Linked DNA regions of Homo sapiens: region 2 is linked to region 1. Evidence: chromatin loops called from intact Hi-C (ENCODE). Cell type or tissue: PC-9. All regions are shown on one strand. Links, peaks and the distances in the headings refer to the core of each region. The heading gives the core; the rest is flanking DNA. Region 1 overlaps ZNF608 (zinc finger protein 608). Region 2 overlaps LINC01170 (long intergenic non-protein coding RNA 1170).

What was found. Peaks named below come from ENCODE experiments on the same cell type or tissue, not always from the same donor. Only the 100,000 strongest peaks of a DNase experiment are listed, where the experiment ranks them.
Region 2: a loop joins it to region 1, with 7 times the contacts of the local background. A loop is called at or near these places in 5 of 110 quality-filtered maps.

The regions. Positions count from the first base shown.
Region 1 is chr5:124,659,779-124,662,695 of GRCh38, reverse strand. The region is part of intron 3 of ZNF608 (zinc finger protein 608); the gene reads left to right. Among named protein-coding and RNA genes, the nearest start is that of ZNF608, 85 kb to the left of the region's middle. RefSeq lists enhancers at 1-260, 1,700-2,393. In PC-9, for the core only: no CTCF peak of the experiment used is centred there; DNase peaks (open chromatin) are centred at 285, 1,185, 1,805 and 2,275; H3K4me3 peaks cover 1,106 bases; H3K27ac peaks cover 2,500 bases.
Region 2 is chr5:124,400,415-124,403,331 of GRCh38, reverse strand. The region is part of intron 3 of LINC01170 (long intergenic non-protein coding RNA 1170); the gene reads left to right. Among named protein-coding and RNA genes, the nearest start is that of LINC01170, 37 kb to the left of the region's middle. RefSeq lists a cis regulatory region at 1,103 and an enhancer at 1,019-1,188. In PC-9, for the core only: no CTCF peak of the experiment used is centred there; DNase peaks (open chromatin) are centred at 1,091 and 1,641; H3K4me3 peaks cover 1,419 bases; H3K27ac peaks cover 2,500 bases.

The DNA.
Region 1 (2,917 bases), core at 134-2,633:
CAATTAACAGTGCATTACTTTCTGGAAAAGGCTTGAAGTCGGCTGCCCTGCAGGTCAGAGTCAATAAAGACTGAGTTACTAACAATAGCCTTTCTCTTGCTAAAGCCTTGGACTTAACCCTAACTTCATGAGACCAGAGAATAAGAGAATAATGCGAACAATAGGAGTCTTGGAGGTTGACTTGGGCCTAATGCACAGAGGCAGTAAAAGCTGTCAGAGAGTGTGATTGATTGGCTCACACGCCTTAGTCCCCAGTGCGAAGCACTAATGTTCCTGCCTCTTCTGAGAGGGCTGATGTGCCACCTGGGGTCAGAACTTATCAGCCTGTGGGGCTAATGTTTCAGATGAGGCCAAAGTGCAGTCAATAATTTATACGGAAATTTGTGCTCAGATTCGCAAGGAAAGCAGGTTTTGACTTGAATTCCTCAGTCATCCAAGAAAGAAGTCAGAGCCAACTTCAGATCTTCCTGCTAACATCGCTGCTGTGTATATTAATACTTAAGACAAACGTCAATTGAAGAAGACAATTTAAGTCATCATGAAGTATTTATTTAGCAGTTAACATTTGGAGCCAAATTTCAGGAGTTTCAGAATTGATCAGTGAAATGGGGAAAGGAAACAGCAGCAATTTTGAATTCATGAAAAAACAAAATCACCTCTAGAATGTAATAACCAGGTCAGGTTAAATCAGAGTGACTTCGGAAACTATTAAGTGTCCATGGGGAGGGTTGGTTTACAGGCCCTGAAATTGAGGTTCATGATACTATGATACTAACAACATGGAGAGAAATGTTAGGTGATATCAAGGACTAGAAGAGATACAAATATCGGAGAGGAATTAGATTTCAGTTAGATGCCTTGAACACTTCATCCTGTTTGCAGAGAAAGGTTAGCTGGCTGTGTGTGACTGTGTGTATACAGACGATCTCAGTGTCTGTGTAAACACACGTATTTACACACAGAGTATATAGAAATAGACAGTAAAGCAGTGACACCGAGCAGGCTGGTCAATCAATAACCAGCTAAGTTTTGTTCTGCTCCAGCAAAATGACGACTTTGCTCCAGTAAGTGCTAACAAAGGCCCTTTTACCTTCCCTGTGCTGGAGGAGAGCACTATTAGTCACACTTCATTAGGCTTGTTTACAGAAAAGAGCTGGTCTCTAAGCACGTTATTGAAATACTTGTAACTCTGTGGGGCTTTTTTTTTTTTTTCTTCCCTGAAAGATAAGAACTTTGGAATGTGGAATGGGGGAGGGTGGGAAGGCAGCCTCTGAGTGCTGTCAAGAAAACTGGTGGGTCCAGATGGGAATTGGAAAGATGAGTTCATGTTTAACCTGCTCTGTCCATCTGCATCCCCAGAGCCTTGCTGCAGAGTCTCATTTCTGTTGTCACGGTACTGGGGAGCTTTAATTTTGGCTTTTGTAATTTAGACAAATGTCAGGCATTCAGTTAGCTGTTCCTGAAAACATGAAATGAGGTTTTCTTACCCTGAAATAGTCCAGAGATGAGGCTTCAGTGATTTAGAACTGCATTTCTCAGTTGCCTTTACTATTGAGTAGTCAGAGGAAATGTTTGCTTTAAACAATGGATGGGTTAGGAAAGATAAATTTTATATCATTTGAAATTGGTGGTGGGTATAGAAATAATAAAAGAAGTCCCTCAGGTTGGAATTTGCAGCCCTTAAGATTCTAAAAGAAAGATAGGCCACATTTATAGTAAGCCTGGTCACCAGCAATGTGGGATAATTAGTGTAGATGCGCATAACTGAGTTTGCTTCACCTGGGAGGAATGCGGGAGGGCTTGCTGCCAGCTGCATTTCTGAGTGTGGAATTCATAGCATTTTGGCATCTCCTTCCATTCTTCAGCTTATGACCTGGGTGAGTTACAGGAGAGTTTAAAAGATGAGGACGCCGTAGTACATATGCTGAGTGGCTTCTTTATGCCAGTGCTCATGTTAAATACTTTACATAAATCACATCTTATTTAATATCCATATTACTCCCATTTTATAGATGAGGAAACTGAGGCTCAGGTAGGTTTAGGTTAGCTCAAGATGAAGCGGCTACAAAGCTGGTTGTGAACAGGTGAGTCTGCCTCTGTCTCCAGAGACATGCTTTCAGGTGCTTAGGGTGCTCCATTTGATGGCCACTGTTTATTCTTTCTTCCTTCCTACTCCTCAGAAATGACTGCAGAGTTCATCCTTTCAGCTTTCCCTATTGCATTCTGAACCTGAGCCACATGCTGTGGCTTCTCTACCAGAATGTGGGAACTACTTCCCACACTGCCTGCAGGGCATGGCCACCTCCAGGAAGAACAGGGAGGTTCACCAACAACTTAAGCCTCATTCACCCTGCCGCCAAAGGTGAAACTGAGTCTGGTTTCTCTGACATTCATATTCCTTGTTTCCTTTCTAGATTTGCAAAGATGGTGGCTTTTTGGTGACACACAAAATGTACCCCTTTGTGTGCCATATACATGCAGATCTCTCCCATTCTCTCTCTCACACACACACACACACACACAGAGTTAAGAGAGGCAGTTCTTCTGTTTTCGGCTGCTGTTGTAAATTGCTATTTTAAATTTCAGTGAATGGAATAATAGCAGAGTGATCATTTCCAGTAAATGTTGTTGGCCTTTGTAAAGAATAGCTTGTTCAGAGGTTTTATGATTTACAGAGGACACAGCTGGTGGCCAGCAGAGCGGTAGGAATGTATGCTCTCCTGGGCCCGGTATAGCTAGAGATGAAAAGGGCCCAGAGCTGGCACAAAAGCAAATAAGCGCTCTGACTTTAAATAAAGCATCATAATTTATAGGAAGCCTGGCTCTTCAATCCCAGTGAGACACATGGATCAGTAGCAGCTTTTTGATGTGGAGCATAATTGTCAATTGGTTCCCACTGTCTCCTTACAGCTCAAGG
Region 2 (2,917 bases), core at 138-2,637, 260 kb after region 1:
CAGGGAATTAATTTTTCTAGTAAACAAACAAACCAAAAAACAAGGAAAGTCATCATTACTATGGAGAAAACAACACTGGATCTTGTCATAGCGACTGAGGCCTCCACAGAAGGTGGGCTGTGTGTGTGTGTGTGTGTGTGTGTGTGTGTGTGTGTGTGTGTGTGTGTATGTGTATTATTTGGATAAACAAATTAGGGCCCATCTTTGGAGTTGGGGATGGGGTCAATCCCACCAGAATAGTGAAGGGATGTTTTCCATTTTCTTTCAGTTTTATCCATTCTCTTTGTTTGTTTTTCCAAAGAAAAGTCCAGGCGCTGATCCAGGATGCAAAAATTCATCCCCTTTAAAAGCTAGTGCCAGTTGTGGAGTGAGGATAGAAAAAGGGGAAGGAGAGGGAGCTTTGTGAATTCTCACACTGTGGTAATTTTTATTCCTGTTACAAATTAATTTTAAAAATCTATTATATACATTTTCAAGTTACCAAAGTGAAATCATCACAGCTCAAGTGCCTATGGTAGCAAACATGGATATTGCATAAATATATGGTCCCTAATAAATAAAAATTAAAATATTTGTATCTAACTGGAGTGTTTTTTAAAGTTAAAAATTAAAAATGAAATTAAATGAGAGAATGGGGCCATCATTAACAATTTAAAAAATGCTTAGTCTTTGGAAAGTGATTTAAAGTAGTAATAATTTTTTACCTTTTAGGCCTTTAATGACTATCAGTCCGCTCATCCAGCAGGAATGCCCATGTTTAGATTTAGTATTATTAGAGTTAGGTGTGTGCATGGCACAGTCCCAGAGTTCCATGGGAACATTCCCACCAGGGAGTGAGAGTTTATGCAGAGCAGCATCTATACTTCAGGTCATTACTGCAATTAGGCTTATTCTCGTCAGCTCCTACTTGGAAAGGATTAATGTTTTGATGTTTATAGACTGTTACCATGATTTTATTGTGGGCTCTGAGCCACCAGTTATTGAATCAGGGTTTCGCAAGAAAATATTCCTGTTTCACTGATCTCAAGAAACAAGGCAGAGGAAGCAGTGCTTCTGGCCATAGAGTCCCTGTGGCATGGGGCTGGGTTCTTACTGGCAATGCCGAGTCATCTGGTCAGAACACTTTACAACCACACAAAGAGGGCAAATAAGTGCAGAGCCAGCTCCTCTGAGCCCACAAAAGGTCCTGTTGAAATCTATTAATCTCCTCCGCTGAAGGGCAAGTGGAGACGATGACAATACTGAGGTGTGGAATAGAAGAAATGTGATAAGCGGCTCTATTTTGTTTCCACCTCTAGTGGCTTAGGAACACAGAGTGTTCGAGGTTCAAAGAACTGAGAAACCTCAACAGCCTTAGAGGTTGATTGTGAATATGTGGGTTTCTCTTTAGTAACCTTAGAAGGGCCACATTGTTTAATTGAAAAACTCAATAGCCCTTGTAAGTTTTCAAAAGCAAAATTCTCTTTACGCCTATGATCTTACTAACAATCAGATAAAAGCTCTTTCTCATCACAGTCCACCTATAATTTTTAAAAGGAAATTACCTAATCTGGGATTATAAATAAAACCTAAATAAACACACCTAAACAGCTCACTGAGATATAAATACCTGTCTATGTTCACTCAGGTGTAGGTAATTAGAAAAGAAATAAATGTACCTGGGGCCCAGCCCTGAGGCAATGAGGAAATCAGGGGAGTTTTGTTTTGGGCCTCTTTCAGGTTTCACTGTGGGTGCTTTTCCTTTCCTTCTTGACAATCCTTCCTCTGTCCTTGCACCCTGCCTCCCAGAGAAACTCGCACATATCTCATTCAAACTTTTAGCCTCTGTTTGTTTCTAGTTCTCAGCTCCCTGCTCCCAACCCTGCTCAGTCATTAACTAACAATTCACCTCTGAACTTACCCGTAATGGTACCCAGAGGGTCTCTGAGGCATGAAGTTCAGGAATCAGATGGGGAAGGAGGACAGAGTAGGGTGGGGAGGGCAGTGGCGGGTTTGGAACTTCAGGGTGAGACATTGCGTCTGCTGCCTTCTCAGATCCACCTGCAACTCACCAACCCAGCACTGGCCTATGGCCTTTCCACTCCTATTGCTTTTGCTGGCTGAGATCACTGGATTTTCCTTTGTATCTTTTCTTATTTATCTCATACCTTCCAAAATCTTCAGTAAACTGGAAAAAGTTCAAAACAAGCAATTTAGAATTTAAATAACTAAAAATAATAGTTTAAAAATAGGTTGGTGCTACCCCAAGTATAGTTCCCAGACCAGCAGCCTCGACACCAACTGGGGGCTGGTTAGGAATGCTGACTCTGGGGCCCAGCCCACACCCATGGGATCAGAATATAACGAGATTCCCAGGTAATATTCATATGCATACTAAAGTATGAGAAGTTCTTCTCCCACCCCTGACAATTACCCATTAAGGATTTGAATGATGGACTTGCTTGATAAAGGAAATGCCATGGTGACATGGCACCACTCACCATGTGAGTGCTTTTCACTCACACTTGCCCTTGAAAGAATGATTTGGGAAAAAAATATTAACATCAGATGTTCATACTGAAGAACATTCTTTGTCTACTTGGGTATTTTTAGCCTGTGGGGCAGGAGTATGCCATTACTTGAGTGTTATGCTACCCAATTTGGAGGAAAAAAGATGTGGTAGGCAGATAAAATAGATTCGTTTCAAATCAGGAGGATTTTTCAAAGTTTAGAGGAGAGAATTCTGGGGTATAAACAAAGGGAATGAAAAAAAGGGAAGAAGAATTGCTCAGAAATCCAGCTATGGACTACGTATCCTCTTCATAGCGTTAGAGATGTCCAGGTTTCTAACATGAGTTATTTGGAAAGTACACTTTGATTTTAGGACCATGTTTTTTGATGGCAGCACCTAGCCTGGGTCTGGCTACATTGTCATATC